Linked DNA regions of Homo sapiens: region 2 is linked to region 1. A link is a loop called in an ENCODE intact Hi-C map of the cell type or tissue named here. Cell type or tissue: B cell. All regions are shown on one strand. Links, peaks and the distances in the headings refer to the core of each region. The heading gives the core; the rest is flanking DNA.

Evidence for each region. Peaks named below come from ENCODE experiments on the same cell type or tissue, not always from the same donor. Only the 100,000 strongest peaks of a DNase experiment are listed, where the experiment ranks them.
Region 2: it touches region 1 in a loop (3-fold over the local background); 11 of 110 quality-filtered maps call a loop at or near these places.

Annotation. Positions count from the first base shown.
Region 1 is chr2:105,171,408-105,181,747 of GRCh38, reverse strand. No RefSeq gene overlaps it. Among named protein-coding and RNA genes, the nearest start is that of LINC01918, 32 kb to the right of the region's middle. RefSeq lists an enhancer at 3,299-3,798. In B cell, for the core only: no CTCF peak of the experiment used is centred there; DNase peaks (open chromatin) are centred at 5,057 and 6,357; H3K4me3 peaks cover 2,107 bases; H3K27ac peaks cover 2,399 bases.
Region 2 is chr2:105,231,837-105,242,176 of GRCh38, reverse strand. It overlaps GPR45 (G protein-coupled receptor 45), which reads right to left and starts at 434. Exons shown (of 1, transcript NM_007227.3): 1 at 1-434. The coding sequence starts at 318. In B cell, for the core only: CTCF peaks have their summits at 3,845, 4,050 (motif pointing right), 6,155, 6,354 (motif pointing right) and 1 weaker place; DNase peaks (open chromatin) are centred at 4,056, 5,026 and 6,366.

The DNA of each region.
Region 1 (10,340 bases), core at 1,510-9,509:
ATGTCAGAGCCAGGGTTATTGGTCTCCAAATCCCATGCTTGGTCCACACGGCAGGCAGGCTGTGGCAGAGCCCTCTGCCTTAATTCTATCTTTTTAAAAACACCATCTCCACCTCTGCCATTCATTCGTATCTTTCCTCTCCAGTAGACTGTCATGCAGCGTTCCACCCCTCCTCTTCCTCCCCTGGACGTCTCATCCCACATGCCTGGGTTCTGGAGTCAACACTGGGCTAGTGATGGGGAAATTGTTTTCACCAGGAAATCAGGATGAGCAGCTGAAGTCTTCGAGGAAACGCAGTGAAAACAGGAAGCAGCTTCTGTCAGAGGCCAGCTCCTGGCCGAGGAGCCAGGGTGGATGCTTTTCTGTGGGGGTGACCACAGTGCAGAATCCCTGGGGTTTCTATGGAGACACCTCTGTGGATTTCTCTGTCTCACTCACCTGTGGCAGAGCTCAGGACACCAGCTTTGAAGTAGGCAGAGGCTCCTCATAAAGGGAGGGGAGTTGGTGGCCCCATCTTCCCTCTGAGTCATGACAAAACCTACCCTGGGCTCTGTCAAAACAGGATTCCTAACAAGGTGCCCCTTGCTAGGAGAGGGAGTAAAATAGAGGCAAGCCCTACATTTTGCCAGTGGAATTTTCCAGAAGTGGCATTGTAAAGCAGATTATCCTGAAGCTCATTTTCTTTTCCATGGCAATAACACTATTAATGTCGTGATTCTGACCTGAGAACCTCAGAGAAGCCGTGGATATGGCTGGCTTGGCCAACAGGCTGCCTGCTCAACAGGAGTCTCTCTTCCTGCTGCCAACAGAGCTCAGCTTTGGTCCGGACACACCCGGACATCCAGGCAGGTGGGCAGGCCCCAGTTCTGGCCATTGTGATGTAAGGGGAGCCAGCCGGGGTGCTCTTCGGAAGGATTTTTGCTCCTGTATGAAGCACAATAGTGTAGGAGGGGGCCCAGCCATTTGGCACCTAGGAAGCCACACAAGGCTGAAAACCAGCGGCAGCTGCACTGCGGAGCCGGCAGCCCTGAATCGAGAGCCTTTGCTTCCCTTTGTTGACCAGGCATCTTTATTGCTAAAGCCACCATTCACTCAGTTTTCTCTTCCTTGAAGCCCAACTTAACAGGCAGGCCAACACCCAGCTGTAAAAGCAGACAGCCCTTTCTCTGGCCTCGGTGAGTGCTGCTCTAGTTAGTGATGCCACGGATGAAAGGATCCTGAAGGGGCCTCTGCGCTGTCCAGCCCAACACCCTCCTTCAACATGGAAGGAAGCTGAGTTCAGGGAGGCAGAATGCCTTGCCCAGCAGAAGAACCAGGAATAAGAACTACACTTCCAAGATTTGGAGAGCTGGGAGGACCTACACCCAATCCTGCAGCCGGCCGCATTGGTCTTGTGCTTTAGCCAACCCCACCAGAGCCCGTAGGGACAAGGCAGCCTCTAGGGGCCCCTCCTCTGGCTGCCTCATGCCTGCCTGCCATCCGGCCCCTCCAGTCCTGGAGGGACTGTAATGAGTTAACTGTCTCCAGGGTGGTGGGAACCACTTGGGTTACTGCATATATTTCGGAAGATGCAAATTCAAAGCTCAGGAGAAAAGGACTAATTTTTCCTATGGCAGAATTTCAGAACGCTTGTTTAGAATCCCTCCCCCACACTCCTAAAGCACACTTCGTCGGGCCCTGCTATTCTGTCCCCCATACATCAAGGGGTGGCTTCTCAAGCTAGGACGTTTTCTGCTTGGACTTAGAGAAGATGGGACCCATTTCATGCTTTTCCAGCACAGACTTGCAGCTGTTTCACCACTTGGAGGAGCTCAAGAGACTCAGCAACCTGGGTTCTCTTCCCACTTTGGTCACTCAAAGCGGAAGCAATGCTCCAAACTGCTGGCCATCAGCCCAGTTGTTCTCATGAGTCATCTCATTTACTTCCACAATAGTACCTTAGCGTATAAAGGGTTAATCTTATTAAAAAGACAACAACTAAAAAACAACAACCGAGTAAACAAACCTCTGACAGAAGAATCAACTCCCCCAAATCCACATGCACTGGCTAAAACGGGGGTTTCCACAACATCCCTGGGTCACTGACTTCTCTTGTCTGGGTCCAGGCAATGATTACTTCTATTGGACTGTAACACCTTCCACCGAGAGGGAAACCACAATGATAAGCCCAGTACTGTTGACAGTCTTTTATTTTTATTATGTACAAAATAATAATTCCATGTGTGACTAGAATCTCTAAAACTCTCGAGAAGGATGAGAAGCAATGCATGAGAGGAAAAGCATACACCAAATCTCCAACTTAAAACAGAGTGCTCCCTGGCCAGGCTCGGTGGCTCACACCTGTCATCCCAGCACTTTGGGAGGTTGAGGTGGGTGGATCACCTGAGGTCAGGAGTTCGAGACCAGCCTGGCCAACATGGTGAAACCCCGTCTCTACTAAAAATACAAAAATTATCCAGGCATGATGGTGCGTGCCTGTAATCCCAGCTACTCAGTAGGCTGAGGCAGGAGAATCGCTAGAACCCGGGAGGTGGTGGTTGCAGTTAGCTGAGATGGTGCCATTGCACTCCAGCCTGGGTGTTGCAGTGAGACTCTCTCAAAAAAAAAAAAAAAAAAAAAAAGAGTGCTCGCGGATGCTGTGTTCATTTCCCAGGGCCTCTGTAACACGTCCCACAAACTGGATGTCTTAAAACAACGGGAATGGAGTCTCTGACAGTTCTGGAGGCTAAAAGTTTGAAATCAAGGTGTGAGCAGGGTTGGTTCCTTCTAGAGGCAATGAGAGAAAATCTGTTCTAGGCCCCTCTCTCAGCCTCTGCAATTGGACCAATCCCGTGCTGGAAAAGCATGAAATGGGTCCCAACTTCTCTAAGTCCTAGCAGAAGACATCCTAGCTTGAGAAGCCACCCCTTGATGTGTGGGGGACAGTCCCAGTTGCTGCAATTCTTGGGGTTCCTTGACTTGTAGATGCATCAGCACAACCTCTGCTTCCATCCTCATGTGGCCTCCTCTCTTTCTGTCTGTGGGTCTCTCTGCCCATCAGTCATTGATTATGTCCACCCTAATCCCACGTAACCCCATCTTAACTTCATTACATCAGTAAAGATCTTATTTCCCAATAAGTTCACATTCACAGGTACTGGACGTTAGGACTTTGACATATCTTTTTGGGGCCCCCAATTCAACCAACAACATATGGGGCTGTGTTTTTACATATATGTGTCTATATGTATAGACATATATATGTGATACATACTTATAATCACCTTTTTAGATAAATGCTAGAATATGTATAGGTGAAACGATATAATGAAACATATGAGATTTGCTCCAAAATAATATAAAGTAGAGCCACTGTGTGAGTTTAGATGTAACAAGATTGGCCTTTAGCTGATAACTGTTGAAGCTGCCGGGTGGGCCCATGGGTACGTGGGGTTCATCAGATGTGTTTTGGTTACCTGTGGTTGTGCAACGTATCACATTTAAGATGTTGAGGCTTAAATCTACTGCTGTCATCTTATTATTCTCTCTCAAGCTCCTAGGGATTTAACAAACACTGCTAGGTGGTTCTTGCTTTGATGTTTTTGTTATGGACTAAATGTTTGTGTCCCCCCACCCAAATTCTTATGTTAAAACACCACTCCCCAGTGCGATGGGATTAGGGGTGGGCCTTTGGCGGGCGATAAGGATGAGAGTCCGGAGAGAGCTTGCTGCCTGCCGCTGGCTGATACCTGAGGACCCAAGGAGGAGTCAGCAGCCTGCAGCCGGGCAGAGGCCCTCACCAGACCCCGGCCATGCTGGCATTCTGACCTCCTACTGCCCAGCCTTCAGATCTGTGAGACATAAGTTTCTGTTGTTTACAAGCTGCCCAGTCTGCGGTGATTTGTTTTAGCAGCCTGAAGGGACTAAGACCATCTCTCGTGTAGTTACAGTCGGCTGCGCTGGAATCAGCTCAGGGCTCACTCAGGCACATGTCTGGCACCTGGGCTGGGGAGACTCCCACATCAAAGGCTCCCTGGGCTCCTGTGTGTGTGATTCTCCAGTGTGACAGCTCTTTCAGACTCCTCACATGGTGGCCCTAGGCTCCCAAGGTGTATGTCCCTGTGCTGCCCTCTCTCACCTGTGTCAGAGTCTCCAGCAGGATTTCTGTCACATTCTTTGGCCAAGGTAGTCACAAGGTCCATTCGGCTATAAGGGGAGAGGGACATAGACTCCACTGCTTGATGAGAGATGTGTCAAAGGACTCACGAACACATTTTGAAACAACCATGTACTATGCACTCTACATTTGCCTATGTTTAAAATGCTTCCGTAATGATATACACCCACGTACAATTTATAAAATACTATTTAGGAACTCTCTTTACTTCCTTACATTAATTTCAAATTAAAGTAATATAAAAGTTCTGCATACAGTTTGGAGGCAAAAGAAAGGAAGCAGGGAAGGGAGGAAAGAGGGAAGGAAGGAGAGAAGGAGGAAGGAAGGAGGGAGAGAGAGTAGCGAAGGAAAGAAGGAAGGGAGGGAGGGAGAGAGGGAAGGAAGGAAAGAAAGGAAAGAAATAAAGAAATAAAGAGAAAGAAAGAAAGAAAGAAAGAAAAGAAAAGAAAGAGAGAAAGAGAGTCTAGAAAAGAATTCCTTTCCAGTGTTATGCAGAAAATAAACACTGATGTCAAGAATCTGGGGAAACCCGAGTGCTATTTTATTAGACTTTGTAGCCTGTAATTTCAGTTATCCTTTTATATCATCTTTCAGGTCTACGGTCTGTAAATGTCTGCCGACATATATATGCAGTTCCCATAGGAGAAACAATAAAGATTTTGGGATTTTTTAGCCAGGCAGAGGGAGATAATGGGGAAAGCAGAGTGATGTACAGGGAGGGGTGGGGGCTCTGCCATCCAAGGATCATCTCAGTGCTTCTCTGGGGGCCAGGAGGGGCAGAAGAAAAAGCGTGGTGGTGATCCCATCGCACTGCCCACCAGGTATTTCCTGCGTGTTTCCCAGTCACGCAGCAAACTTGCCCTCTCCCTCCCCTTGAGGATGGGTGTGGCAAATGGTTTGTGTGCCCAGTGAACTGTGAAGTGTGTGCTTCTGGGCGTATGTTTACAAGCCAGCACAGCGTAAGTCACTCTCTTCCTTCTCCTCTCCTGGCACTTAAGAGGTGGCACCTCCCCTGGTCTGGGTCCCTCGCGTATTCCTATGTGAAGGTGACAGCAGAGAAAAGAGCCCCTGCCAATCCATGGTGCACATAGAGCATGAGCTATAGACAGCCCCTTGTCACTCTATGGGCTGTTTCCGCAGCATCACCTTGCCCCTCCCGATGGATGCAGCAGGCGCGGACTTGGGGTTTGGGCCAAAGCTCTGCCAATAACTGGCCATGGAGGTTTGCCTTCACTGACTGAGCTATGCATATTAATGCTTCCAACAAGCTACAGAAAATATTTATGAGGCTTCTCTGCAGGACATATGAAGGAGCAGCTAGCACTGGCCAGGCACAGAGTGGGTACTCAGTGGAACTTACTCTCTGCCCAACCCATCGCCCTGACAGCCTCAGTTTCCTCATCATTAAGATGAGAGCATGCGGTTGGAGTGGATGGCCTCTGTCTTGGTCCATTTGAGGTGTGATAGCAAAGTACCATAAACTGGGCAGCTTATAAACAGCAGAAATCTGTTTCTCACAGCTCTGGAGGTTGGAAGTCCAAGATCAGGAAGTCAGCAATAGTCAAATTCTGGTCAGGGTTCTCTTTGGGGCTGCAGGCAGCCACCTTCTCACTGTATCCTCACATGGCAGAAAGAGCTCTCCAGGGGCCTCTTTTATGAAGGCATTAATTCCATTTTTGAGGGCCCCATCCTTGTGACCTGTTCCCCTCCCACTGGCCCTGCCTTGTAACACCGTCACACTGGGGCTTAGGTTTCAACATGTGAATCTGTGAACTCAGGGGCACCAACTTGCAGCCCTCCACAGTGCCTAGGAGCCCTTCCTGCTCTCGCTCAGTGGTGGAGTCACAGCTGGAGAGCCGGAAGCTGGGGCATCCACCCTTGCTTTGACAAGGATGGATTATTTGGAGGAGGACACTGAGTGCCCAACTGTGCCTTCCTCCTTCTTGGAAGAGAAGCAGGATCATTCCTCTGCCCTCAGAGTCATTTATTATGTTTGTAAAATACTTGGCAGTCCTTTGCAAATAAATAAGTGCTCGGAGTTATTGGGTGTCCCCCTGAGGCTTCGTGGATAAGCACCAGGAAGATGACCAGCAGACCTCGAGGAAAGCCACAGGTGTGTGTGTTTTTGGCTTCTAATCAGCCATTCCCTACATTGGCTGCATATTTTTCACTTGCTTATGTGATCAGATGCACTTGGCTGACCGCATTTCCTCCTCAGCAAAACCATTTTAACACTTAATAAGCCTTAGGGTGGAGCACAGCTGCTGTTAAGTTGTGGGCAGTGCTGGCAATATTAACCCTCCCTTCTCCCCTCAACATCATCCTAATGTTTTCTTCTCCATGAAGTTCTGTTTGGCACACAAATATTTGTAGACTCCCCCAACCCTCAGGAAAATCCTCCCCCTTCCCCTGGCACCTGGTTCCTTCAAACAACAAAAAATTACTGAGCACCTACTCTGTGTGGGGCTTGGCAGGCTGGGCTGGATTCAGCATGGGGCCTGATCCCATGGCGTCTAAGGGAGATGGGCTTTTCCATCAATCAGCTGAATGATGGAGAGGGAGAGGCTGGTAGGAGCTGTGAAAGTGAGAGATCTATGGTACAGAGACCATGCCTGGTGGGGGAGTGTTGGGGAGGCCCCCCTAACACTTGCGTGTTCCCCAGGCATGTGCTGCCACTTGCCAGCTCCCACTCTGGGGATCTTACACGCTCCCACCTCCGTGCTGAAATTCCCAGATCTTTACCTCTAACCCCTGCCTGGAGTTACTGGCTTGTTTTTCCAACTGCCAGTGACACAACTTACTATTATCCCTTGTAATCATAAAATCAAACATATCTAGCACCTACTCCATGCCTGTTTTACACGCATGTACACAATCCTTATTATTCCTGTTTTACCCAGGAGGACTCTGAAGTGCAGAGGTGTTAAATACTTGCCTGAGGTCACATGGCTAAGAAGTGGCAGAACCTGCATTTGAACTCTGACACTGAGTCTAAGCTCTGCACTAGCCTTTATCTCATTGCCACCTGGCTGGCTCTTGGCACCTCATGTTAAAATATCTAAAAATTGGCTAATCTTCCTCCTTCCCTCCCAGCCCCCATCCACCATGGTGTGAGAGAGCTGTTCCTCCTTCTGGCTGTCTTTTTCTGTAAACTGCATCTCACCTGCCAAGGTGCTCAGGCTGAGCACCTCGAGTCACCTTGGACTCCCCCCTCTGCCTCTTCCATCCTATCTAACCAGTTGCTAAGTCCTGTGGCCATTTCCCTGCAAAGTCTTCAAGATCACGATAGCAGCTCTTAAATGATCCAGTTTCAGCCTTGCCTTTTCCCAACTGATCTTGCAAAAGACATACATGCAACGTTCACCTTCCTAGATTCCAGGTCAGTTGGGTTCCTCCGTTGATCAAACCCTGGTGACTTCCTAATGACAATCATAATTCCTAAGTCCAACATTCCCCCTAAGAATTCTCTTTTGGGTTGCACATATCTCCACTGGAAATTACCGTGGTCACCTGAAACTCAATGTGTCCCAAACTGTACCACACCTTCTGTTGCAAAGACTTCCCCACCCCATCTATTCACCCTTTCTTCCTTTACTGTGGAACCACAGTCTTAGCTGAGCATAAGCCATTTCCCATTTCCCCTGCAGCTATGCATGGCCGTGTGACCAAGTTCTAGGCAAAAGGATGTGAGCTACTCGTGGGTGATAACTTTCAAGGGGAGAGGCGTATTATTCTTCTGTTTCACTTGGGCCACGTGTACCTGGTGGTGAGCTGTGCTGGACCAGTAGATAGTGGAACAAGGTAGTTGATATGGTTTGGCTGTGTCCCCACGCAAATTTCCACTTGAGTTGTATCACCTAGTACTCCCATATGTTGTGGGAAGGACCCAGGGGGAGATAATTGAATCATGGGGGCCAGTCTTTTCCATGATATTCTTGTGATAGTGAATACGTCTCATGAAATCTGATGAGTTTATCAGGGGTTTCTGCTTTTGCTTCTTCCTCTTTTTCTCTTGCCACCACCATGTACAAAGTGCCTTTCACCTCCTGCTATGATTCTGAGGCCTCCCCAGCCATGTGGAACTGTAGGTCCAATTAAACCTCTTTTTCTTCCCAGTCTCAGGTATGTCTGTATCAGCAGTGTGAAAACGGACTAATACATTAAATTGGTACCAATAGAGTGGGGTATTGCTGAAAAGATACCCAAAAATGTGGAAATGACTTTGGACCTGGGTAACAGGCAAAGGTTGGAACAGTTTGGAGGGCTCAGAAGAAGACAGAAAAATATAGGAAAGTTTGGAACTTCCTAGAGACTTGTTGAATGGCTTTGGCAAAAATACTGATAATGATATTGACAATGAAATCCAGGTTGAGGTGGTCTGAGATGGAGATGAGGAACTTGTTGGGAACTGGAGCAAAGGTGACTCTTGTTATGTTTTAGCAAAGATACTGGCAGCATTTTGCCCCTGCCCTAGAGATTTATGGAACTTTGAACTTGAGAGAGATGATTTAGGATATCTGGTGGAAGAAATTTCTAAGCAGCAAAGCATTCAAGAGGTGACTTGGGTACTGCTAAAGGCATTCAGTTTTATAAGGGAAGCAGGGCAAAAAAGTTTGGAAAATTTGCAGCCTGACTATGTGATAGAAAAGAAAAACCCATTTTCTGGGGAGAAATTCAAGCTGGCTGCAGAAATTTGCATAAGTAGCAAGTCCTAATGTTAATCCCCAAGACCCTGGGGAAAATGTCTCCAGGCCACGTCCGAGACCTTCACAGCAGACCCTCCCATCACAGGTCCAGAGGCCCAGGAGGAAAAAGTGGTTTCATAGGCTGGGCCCAAGTTCCCTGTGCTGTGTACAGCCTAGGGACTTGATGCCCTGTGTCCCAGCCACTTGGGCCATGGCTGAAGGGGGCCAATGTACAGCTTGGGCTGTGGCTTCAGAGGGTAGAATCCCTAAGCCTTGGCAGCTTCCACATGGTGCTGAGCCTGCAGGTGCACAGAAGTCAAGAATTGAGGTTTGGGAACTTCCACCTAGATTTCAGAAAATGTATGGAAACGTCTGGATGCTCAGGTAAAAGTTTGCTGCAGGAGCAGGGCCTTCATGGAGAACCTCTGCTAGGGTAGCACACAAGGGAAATGTGGGGTTGGAGCCCCCACACAGAGTCCCTACTGGAGCACTGCCTAGTGGAGCTGTGAGAAGAGGGCCACCATTCTCCAGACCCCAGAATGGTAGATCCACTGACACCTTTTACCACGCGCCTGGAGAAGCTGCAGACACTCAACAAAAGCCCATGAAAGCAGCTGGGAGAGGGGCTCCACCTTGCAAAGCCACAGGGGCAGAGCTGCCCAAGACCATGGGAACCCAACTCTTACATTAGTGTGATCTGGATGTGAGACCTGGAGTCAAATGAGATCATTTTGGAGCTTTAAAATTTGACTGCTGGCCCGGTGCAGTGGCTCATGCCTGTAATTCCAGCACTCTGGGAGGCTGAAGCAGGCAGATCCTGAGGTCAGGAGATCGAGACCATCCTGGCCAACACAGTGAAACCCCGTCTCTACTAAAAAATACAAAAAATTAGCCGGGCGTAGTGGCAGGTGCCTGTAGTCCCAGCTACTTGGGAGGCTGAGGCAGGAGAATGGCATGAACCTGGGAGGTGGAGTTTGCAGTGAGCCAAGATCGTGCCACTGCATGCCAGCACTCCAGCCTGGGCAACAGAGTGAGACTCCATCTCAAAAAAAAAAAAAAAATTTGACTGCCCTGTTGGATTTCGGACTTGCATGGGTCCTGTAACCCCTTTGTTTTGGCCAATTTCTCCCATTTGGAACAGCTGTATTTACCCAATACCTGTACCCCCATTGTATCTAGGAAGTAACTAGCTTGCTTTTGATTTTACAGGCTCATAGGCAGAAGGGACTTGCCTTGTCTCAGATGAGACTTTGGACTGTGGACTTTTGGGATAATGCTGAAATGAATTAAGACTTTGGGGGACTGTTAGGAAGGCATGATTGATTTTGAAATGTGAGGACATGAGATTTGGAGGGGCCAGGGGTGGATTAATATGATTTGACTGTGTCCCTACCCAAATCTCAATTTGAATTGTATCTCCCAGAATTCCCACATGTTGTGGGAGGGATCCAGGAGATAATTAAGTCATGGGGGCTGGTCTTTCCCATGCTATTCTCATG
Region 2 (10,340 bases), core at 1,606-9,605, 60 kb before region 1:
GAAGTGGTCCCCAAAGTGCCAGCGCACGGTGATGAGGGTGACGGCGGTGAAGGGCATGCAGCAGAGGGACAGCATGATGTCGGAGAAGGCCAGGGTGGCCAGCAGCAGGTTGATGGCCGAGCGCATAGCCGGCCTCTGGTACACGATGATGCAGACCACAGTGTTGCCCAGGAACCCCACCACGGTCATCAGCAGCATCACTATGGCCAAGGAGATCCTGAGGGGTGCGGGCAACTGGGTGGACCCCGAGTCTGAGGCGTTGCTGGTGTTCAGCAGCAGGTATGTGTAAGCCTCAAGGGACGTGCTGTTGCAGGCCATCGTGGAGAGACCCTTGGAGCTGGGACAGAAATGGCCGGGAGGGCTCCCCTCAGCACTTGGGTGGCTGCCATTCTTTGTCTGCTGGCTGCATCTTCCTGGATGTCTGTGGACCTCTGGGGCACTGGAATGGTCTTGGGGAGAAATGTCCGTCTTTGTGAGCACTAGCTGGGATTTGCGATTCATGGATCACATCCTAAGCATCTCTGTGGAGAGCGACTCTGTGCACAGCTTCGTGCTTGGACCCTCTGTAGTGGACAGCAAGCAAAAGTACAAAAGAGAAGGGGGTTAGAGTTTCCAAACGCGTTGAAGAAAGCACGCGTTTAAGCTTTACAGGTGTTTCTAAACAAGTTTATTTACCACGTGGGACAAAGCTTGATATTCACAAATACTGTCTGAGTCTTGTCAAGCAGCCCAGAAAAACCTAATCAGCTATCTTCTGAGGAAACTGAGGAAGTACACTTTGTAGTTAGTGTTTATGTAATAACTTGAGTTTTCAGCAACCTGTCGGAATGAAGCCTTGGTCTAGCCAACTAACGTTAGAATCCTGCTCCACAAGAGAAAGGTTTTGCTTGTTTCATTCTCTGCTATCTCCCAGTACTGACAACAGTGGCTGGCATGCAGTAAGTGTCCTTGTTGAGGACACTTGGATGCTTGTTGAGTAGATGAATAAGTGATAGTTGATGCTGCTGCTATAATATTTGTTTAGCTTTAAAAAACCCCACTTCATCGAGGAATGACTGACATGTCAAAAGCTGTACAAATTTACATCTCAATATACCAGAAACCCATCACCACCAAGGCCAAAAACATATCCCACTCCCCCTGCCAAAGCTCTCTCCTGCCATTTTTCTAGTATTATCATTTTGTTTTGGTGGTAAGAATACTTCACCTAAGATCTGCCCTCTTAGCAAATTTTAAGTATACATTTTTAAGTTTTAATTTTTTAAAAGAAATTGTAAGTCTGTTTGTTTAACTTTATTTGATAAGTGTAAATTCACATGGATAAGTGTAAATTCACATGGAGTTATAATAATAAATACTATGGTGAAATTCTGTGTGTCCTTCACCCAGTTTTCCCTAATGGTAACATCTTGGATAACTGTGGGGCTGCTATACTATTACTTCTGGAAGCACAGACTGGGAGAAGGGAACTTTCCCCAAAGGTAAGGCCTTTTAAAATACAATGTTAGCTGGGTGCAGTGGCTCATGCCTATAATCCCAGCACTTTGAGAGGCAGAGACAGGAGGATTGCTTGAGGCCAGGAGTTCAAGACCTGCCTGGGCAACATAGAGAGATCCCATCTCTACACACACAAAAAAATGAGCCAGGCTTCCATCTATAGTCCCTGCTACTCAGGAGGCCGAGGCAGGAGGATTGCTCAAGCACAGAAGTTCGAGGCTGTCGTGAGCTAAGAAGGTGTCACTGTACTCCAGCCTGGGTAACAGAGTGAGACCCTGTCTCTTAAAAAAAAAGTAAATGAAATGAGCTTTTATTCCTTACATTCTTGATAAACTTGCTTTCACTTTCAAAAAGATAAATATAATTTTAATTTTGTCTCACTGATGTGGCAAGAGTGTGTTCAGTAGCTCAGGTCTGAAGTCACATCGCCTGGGCTGGGGGAAATCCAGCCTGCGCCATTTATCCACCCTGGACATCTGGCTGTTGGATGCACCTCTTCTTGTAAGAAATTTCTCTTTTCTAAATTCCTTGTGGTCATTGTTACAGATAACTCACACTGAGAGGAATGTGGGCAATGTAAGAAGCCAGGAGGCCTCAGAGCAGGCTTAGAGGACCTGGGAGTGGCAGTGTCTTGGTGATGCTATACTTCAGTTTAGACCCAACCAATCCTTGGTCTTCCTTCCCAAACACACCCAGAATGGGTTCATCTCTCAGTGGTGGGCACCAGTATCCAAACTTTTTCTGAGCTATAAAAATCAGAAACCTGGTGTGTTAATTTATAAGTGGGAATTATCTCTCATTCAGACCAAAATTATGACCCTTCTTCATCTCAATTTTCTGATCTGTGAAATGGAGGTAATTACATATTTACCTCCAGAGTTGGTAAATATAATGTGCAATGTCTGGTAAAAGAAGGGCATTAATAAATTAACTCCATCTCCCTCACTGTTTCAAGTTTAGGGGTTTCTGTCTCTTGGATTAAACTGCAAATTTGTTCATGGCAGGAACCATGACATGCATGTAGGAAGCCCTAATGGATTAAGCTCCTCTTGGAGCACAGAATAAAGGACCACTGAGAAAAAACACAGTATCGTGCATCCATGTGCCTGTCAATCTTAGCCGATAGTGAATCCTTCATCTGCATTCCTCTCCATGCTATAAACTTAGATTTTCCCCACAATGATAGTTACAGAGAGTGATTTCATGCTTAATTAAAGGAACAAATAGTGCAAGGTATTTTTTTTAATGTATATGTCTTGTGGTTGAATCTGATTAAAATTCTTTTGGCTTCTGGACAACAACCTGTCTTAGGTATTTTAATTTAGCATTTTGGTCACAGTCCTGTTGTTAATATCTGAATCAACAGTGCTTTTATTACAAGGGACTAGGGCACTAAGATCTAAGTAAAAGGTAACAAGTGAACAAGAAATATTCTGCTGGTGTTCTTGGAGTAACAGCACTCACCGTCTCCAGCGACTTTCACGATGAGAAATGGGTGCCACAATATGAATTTAAAGCTGTGAAAGAAGCGAGCTGGGAACTGAACCGTTTCAAGGTATTTGTTTTAGTTCCTTTCCAAATGATCTCACCCTGGAACTGGGAGGCTGTGCAAGTGTCAGGAGGTAAATCTTCATCTCTGACTGAAGTGTGATTAATCAACTAAGGAAAGTGTGACCAGGCTGTGTGCTGCTGTGTGCCATGGTGTGGCTAGCTGTGCTCTGGCAGAGGCTTCAGTGAGCTGTGTCCACGCAAAAGATAGAAGGCGCTTTCAGCAAAGCGGACACGAGGCCACCCATGCATTGTGTTTACTGCAAGGTTTTCTAAAGCCTTCCCTCTGCATCCTCACGCCTGGCAAGAAGGCAGGGAAATTATGAAAGGGAAGCTCAGATACAGTCACGACAAGCCCCAGTTCAGCAAAGTAGTGACCAGTGGAGCCGAGACTGGAAGCTGAGACTCCAACAGAAAGATGGTTCTGTGGTGAGGACGGTGGCTTGGGGAGGATGACTTCACGTCTGTGACACTGACAAGCATAGGGAAAAGAAAAACCATCCTCCCACCCCCAAGCTACACCAGTTGAGGTACAGACAAATTTCAAACAAAATCCCACTCTGTTCTCCTTTCCCAGTAGATAAAGAATGGGCTTCTAAAAACTGACCTTCAGCGGGGCGCGGTGGCTCACGCCTGTAATCCCAACATGTTGGGAGGCCGAGGCAGGCGGATCACGAGGTCAGGAGATCGAGACCATCCTGGCTAACATGGTGAAACCCCGCCTGTACTAAAAATACAAAAAATTAGCCAGCCGTGGTGGCCGGCGCCTGTAGTCCCAGCTACTCGGGAGGCTGAGGCAGGAGAATGGCGTGAACCTGGGAGGCGGAGCTTGCAGTGAGCCGAGATCGCGCCACCGCACTCCAGCCTGGGCGACGGAGCGAGACTCCGTCTCAAAAAAAAAAAAAAAAAAAAAAAAAAAAAAAAAAAAAGAACTTAGTGAGGATGAGGGAAAGAACCTTTGTCTTTGCTCTCCAAATAGGACAACTCTATGTGCGACCACCAGGGGGCGCGCTGGGGCAGCCTCGGGAGGCTAGGAAGTATCAGTGTCTGGCCTGCCAAAGCCTTTCTTCCTCCCTCCCTCCCTCCCTTCCTGCCTCCCTCCCTCCATTCCTGCCTCCCTCCCTTCCTTCCTTCCTTCCTTCCTTTTTTCCTTCCTTACTTCTCTCTTTTTTCCTTCCTTCTTTTTCTCTCTCATTTCTTTCTTTTATCTTTCTTTGTTCTCTTCCCCTTTTTCTTTTGCCAACTTTAAAAGTCTTTTTATTATGTTAAATTTCAAACATGCAAAAAGAGATAACATAGTATAGCAAAGCACCACTTGGCTACGCTTTTGAGCTGTGTTCCCTCCGTTTCCTTCCATTTAAGCTGGCACTTCCTGGTCCACATACACCTCCCGTCCAGGCTTTTGTTTCCAGTGCAGTAGGGAGATCCTGCCAGGTTTTCTTGGGGAGAGGAGGCCAGGCTGTGAGTGGCCTCGTGAGACAGACATGAGAGGGGAAAATGCGGCCCAGGAGAGCTTTGAGGGACTGGGGGACACAGCGGAGGTCCCTGCAGCGGCGCCAGGGCAGCTCTCCAGGACTCTACCGTCCTCCTAAGGCCTGGTCAAGCGGGGATTCGAGTGGCCTTCTGCTCGCAAACTTGGCGTTTCAGGTAGCAACTCTCATCTTCGGCTGGGAATATGTTTGGCTTTAAGTGGTCAGGAAGGAGAAGGTAAGAAATGCCTGTCTCCCTTTCCCATCCTCAAGATCAGGCGTGAAGACGATCCTGTCTCCCTTTCCCATCCTCAAGATCAGGCGTGAAGACGATCCGCCGGACCCTGATTGAAGCGGGGAGGGATAATGCCTTGCGAGGGGACAAAGGCGGGCAGAACCAGAGAGACCTGCGGAGGCACAGTCGGGGCAGCCCCGTGGCAGGGAGCCGAGCAGCAGCGGCGATTGCCACGTGGAGGAGGTAGACTTCCTGGCAACCGGTCGGTGAGCCCCGCGCGACCTTCAGCAAGAGCGCACGCCTCTCCTTCCTCCCAGCGCTGAAACTGAATGGTCGAAAGGCACTGCGTGGCGACGGCGGAATGGATTATTGTGTCTGAGGTCCCGTCCCGTCCAGAAAGCCTGCAGCATCACTGTTAGGTGTTCAGGAAAATAACGGAATCTTCCCCACCTTCAAATCCCACATGCTATCGTATCCTCCCCAGCAACTCCACTTGCCCCCTGTGACACTGCCCCTGTACCTCCAGCAAAAGCTGCCCTGGGCTCGTCCTTGTTCCCACGTGGCTTCGTCTGTCGGAGCATCCATTCCTATTGGCCCCTTCCCCAGCTCTGCGTCGAAAGGTGTTGCGTGCATCCCGGTGCCTCTGCACCTGGACCCTGTGGGATCGAGGCTGCGCCCAGGTGCGTTCCTGGTGTAAGGCTGCCAACCCCTGATCCGCGAAGGAAGCGCTCATATGCGCAGTGGGAGTAGGCGCAGTTCTTTTGGAACTGTTTTTCACAAACATTAAGAAAAAAGTCAGGTACACACTACACACAGGTACATCTACATTTTAATTATCAGATTTTGAATTATATATATATATATGCATTTACATATATATGTACATCTGATAGAATTTGCTTTCTCTCTGCTGGTTCTATTTCAGCCAAATGGTGGGAAATTTGTTGGGCTCTTTCTCCATAGTCTTTAATATTGCTGCAGGTAAAACCAATTGGTTTTGTGATATTGGATTTTTAATCCCTGCTCCAGAAGAACATATTGGTTCAAAAATGTCAAATCTAAGAAATGAAGTCAATTTTGGCAGACGGGGAAGCTAGGAACAGCCCTTTGCTGTGGGAACAGCTTGACTCTGTCATTACCTGCAACCTTGTCACCTGTCTTTTTGATACAAACTCTCAAACAGATGGTATATTTCAATTTCAATAACTTTATTGGCGATGAAAAAATATGCAAGAGCTGCCAAAAGTAATACATCAAGTAGCTGTGTTTAGAAACAGGTGTCGTGCCACGTGTCTTAACTTCAAAGAAAAGTGAGCTGAAAGGAACCAGATTTTTTATTCCTCGACTTGAACAAGATTCTTGGGGAGAAATTTTCAAGTAGAACACAACTGGGAAGTCTTTTAATGAGGCAAATCTTCATTGCCTATTCTTCTTAGTAATGGCTAACATTTCTCGTGTGCTGATAGCATGCCAGGCTAAGCCCCTTACATAGCTCAGTGGTCAGGAAGCTCGGCCCCTGCGTCTTCGGCATCCGCATCGCCTAGGAACTTGAGAAAGGAAAATTCTCAGGGCCACTCCAGACCCACTGAATTAGAAACCCTGGGACGCCAGGGGGCGCAAACTGCATTTTAATAAGTCATCCAGGGTAAACGTTCTCAGTTGTAGGAACTACTGACATGGTTTCTCTCAATTAACCCTCACATTGACTCCTCTTTACAGATGAAGAACTGGATGCACAGTTATTTACCTAGAAAGTATAGTAGTAGGGCCCTGCATTAGAATCAGACAGTCTGACTCCAGGGCCCATGCCTTAACCCCTAGGCTATGCAGAGAGAGGCCACTCAGATAATGATGTAACTAGCAGTTCCTATCAGACTTTTATATCAGGAATGAGTCAGCATTGGGAGCCACAGGAAGGATGTCTTTCAGCAGGAAAGGTAAGATGTGAAGGCCGTGGGTGCAGGGCGTGTGTGTGGGACTGTCACAGGGCTACGGGTGTCTTGGCAGGCACTCAGGACACAGGATGCCCTTGGGCCTGTAGGACCGTGTGTGCATCTGATGCGGGAGCTTTTGCAGATGCTTCTCAAGCAAATGTGGATGAGATCTATTTGTCTCCTCAAATGTAAAATCTGCTGGCTGTCAAGAGTGTAGGATTTAACGCCAGATCCATGGGAGATGCAGGGTGGCTGTGAGGATTCAGACACTGTCTCATCTCTTTGTTCAATCCTTGGTGCTTCCCCACCCTTCTAAAGTCAAGACTCGTATAGAAAATGTTATTTGTAGGGCACACTAGAGAGACCGACCGCAGGCCTGTGCTGCTGCTGGCAGGGCTAAGAGGTTACTGCCTCAGACACCCCAGCAACCCATTCATAGCTCCAGAGCCTTGCATACCAGCTGGTGGCTGGGAGACTCTAATCTTAGAGTCCAGCTTGAAGATTTCAGGCCTTTACATATCCCCAATCTAATGATGACTGAAATGTTGCTCTGACCAAAGAAACAGTGATAGGTAGTATTAGAATAAGACTTTAAATATACAAAGTGCATCTAAAATGTGCTTTTACTTCTTTCTCACAGCCACTGGGATGATACGTGACTATTCCCATTTACAGATGAGGAAACTCAATCAATGCAATGAGATGATTTGCTTAAGCAGATACAAATGGAAGAATGGAAAATCGAGTCATATCTTCTCTTTTACTCTTTGACTCTTCCCTCCTTCCCTCTGTCCTGGGCAAGCCCCATGTTAGTGGTACCCACTCAGTGTACGTGAGGGTTTCATAGTGTGGACAAATTTATTTCTACAGATTCAGATAGATTATGGCTCAGACTGACTGCCTATGCTTGCTCTGGTTATGAGAAAGAACAACTGATTATTTAAGAACTTCTGAAAAGTCCAAAATAACCCACAGGATGGCCATAAAATACTCATTTTTTAAGTATCTTTGTGCTACCACCTTTCTTTAGAGCAGGGGTTCTTAAATCCTGGGACCACAGACCAGTACCTTTCCCTGGCCTGTTAGGAACCAGGCCACACAGGAGGAGGTGAGTGGAGGGCGAGCGAAGCTTCATCTGTATTTACAGTTGCTCCGCGTCGCTCACATTACCACCTGAGCACCGCCTCTGGCCAGATCAGCAGCATTATTCGATTCTCATAGGAGTGGAACCCTATTGTGAATTGTGCACGTGAGGGATCTAGGTTGCGCACTCCTTATGTGAATCTAATGCCCGATGATCTAATGCCTGATGATCTGCTGAGATGGAACAGTTTCATCCCAAAACCATCCGCTCCTGGTCCTGTGGAAAAATTGCCTCCCAACAAACGGATCCCTGGTGCCAAAAGGTGGGGGACCACTGCTTTAGAGGAGGCCAAAGCGTATAATTCACTTAGGGTCACCAGCTTCCAAATTAATCCTCGAGAATGTTGTTTGTGCATTTTACTATTAAAAGCCAACTTATTCACTTCCTTTCTTAACTAATTTAGAGGTGTTACATCTAAGGTAGGATTTTAAAAGTCCCCAAACCATGTAGGAAGATTTTGCTAGAGGCACAAAGCATATGGCACTTGTTTAAAAATGGAGCTTTATATTTTAACAGAATCTGAGACAATTAGCACTTTTTCAAGATGCTAAAAAATAATACCTGCCAATTTGTGTTTCTCCAGGTAGAGCATGTGACATCTCAAGTAGCCTATACCCAGGGGCTCCCGGGACAGGTGCGGCTTACACAGGAGAAAAACCCAGTACTGACACATCAGATTTCACAGGGCTGCTTTATAAAACCTGTTTCCTTCTCCAAAATTACATCTGCAGGGCCCTCTACTACATTTTCACCTGACTTTCTCAAAAACTAATTTTAAACTTATTTGCGCATTTTTTTCTGACATTTTATGCCCTAATTCTAAACAAACAAACAAAATCCCTAAGCCTGGTAAAAAATATACTTTTTCATTTGTAATGTAAAGAAAACAGACACAGCTTACTTACTCTAGTAAAATTATTTTTGATATTTGAATTTTTTCTTTTTTTTTTTTTGAGACGGAATCTCGCTCTTGTCACCCAGGCTGGAGTGCAGTAGTGTGATCTCGGCTCACTGCAACCTTCACCTCCCAGGTTCAAGCTATTCTGCTGCTTCAGCCTCATGAGTAGCTGGGATTACAGGAGCCTGCCACCACGCCCGGCTAATTTTTGTCCTGTTAGTAGGGATGGGGTTTCACCATGTTGGCCAGGCTGGTCTCGAACTCCTTACCTCAGGGGATCCGCCTGGCTCAGCCTCCCAAAGTGCTGAGATTACAGGCGGGAGCCACTGCACCTGGCCGATATTTGAATGTTTTTAACAGCTTCATTGAGATCTAGTTTATGTATCATGACATTTGCCCACTGCACGTGGACAATTAAATGATTTTTAGCCAATTTAAAATGTTGCACAACTATCACCACAATCTGCTTTGAGGACATTTTCATCACCTCCAAAAAGATCCTTCATGTCTGTTTGTGGTCAGCTGATTGTACTTTTTATAATTGCTCCAATTTATTTTTGAAAAAAGTGTTCTTAATGTAACCCAAGAACTTGACAATTCCGGTTTTTTTTTTGTTTGTTTGTTTTTTTGGGGACAGAGTCTAGCTCTGTTGCCTAGGCTCAAGTGCAGTGGCGAGATGTAGGCTCACTGCAACCTCCACCTCGCGGGTTCAAGCGATTCTTGTGCCTTAGCCTCCTGAGTAGCTGGGATTACAGGTGCCCGCCACCAAGCCTGGCTACTTTTTGTATTTTTAGTAGAGACTGGGTTTCACCATGTTGGCCAGGCTGGTCTTCAACTCCTGATCTCAGGTGATCCGCCTGCCTTGGCCTCCCAAATTGCTGGGATTGAAGGAGTGAGCCACAGCCTCACCTCCAGCCATAACTTGATAAGTCTAATTGACAGCCGGGTAACTCTAGCAGCACCTCTGCCCTTCCTACCCAGGCCCATGACATGTGGAGGAGCAAGGTTAGAACAACATTTAAATCACTGAGCCCTTGTGCCCTGTCCCATGTTAATATCCATGATCTGAATTAGGAAGTATTAGTGGGGCAGGAGGTGGGACAAGCTAAACTTATTTGCCCATGTAAAGCCACCAAAGTACCAACCAAGATAAAGGCATGATGAACCAATGAGATACAGGAGGAAAGAGGCCCTCCGTAATAAAGTCCTAGTCAAGGCTCGGACTCAGAAGATCGAAATTATAGTCCTGGTTCTGCCTTATAGCCTGGGAAAAATTCCCAACTGTTCAGTTTCTTCTTTTGTAAAATGATATGAGGGTACCTACCTCACAGGGTTGTTGTGAAGATTCAATACGTAGAAAAGCACGCTGCATATCACAAAACACTAGACAGGGGTAGGGAAGGGTCTTGTGCTTTTTGTGGTGGTTGTTTTTGGGGTGGGGGTGGGGAGGACAAAGTCTCGCTCTGTCACCCAGGCTGGAATGCAGTGGTGTGATCTCGGCTCACCGCCACCTCTGCCTCTCAAGTTCAAGGGATTCTTGTGTCTCAGCCTTCTGAGTAGCTGGGACTACAGGCGCACATCACCACGGCCAGCTAATTTTTGTATTTTTAGTAGA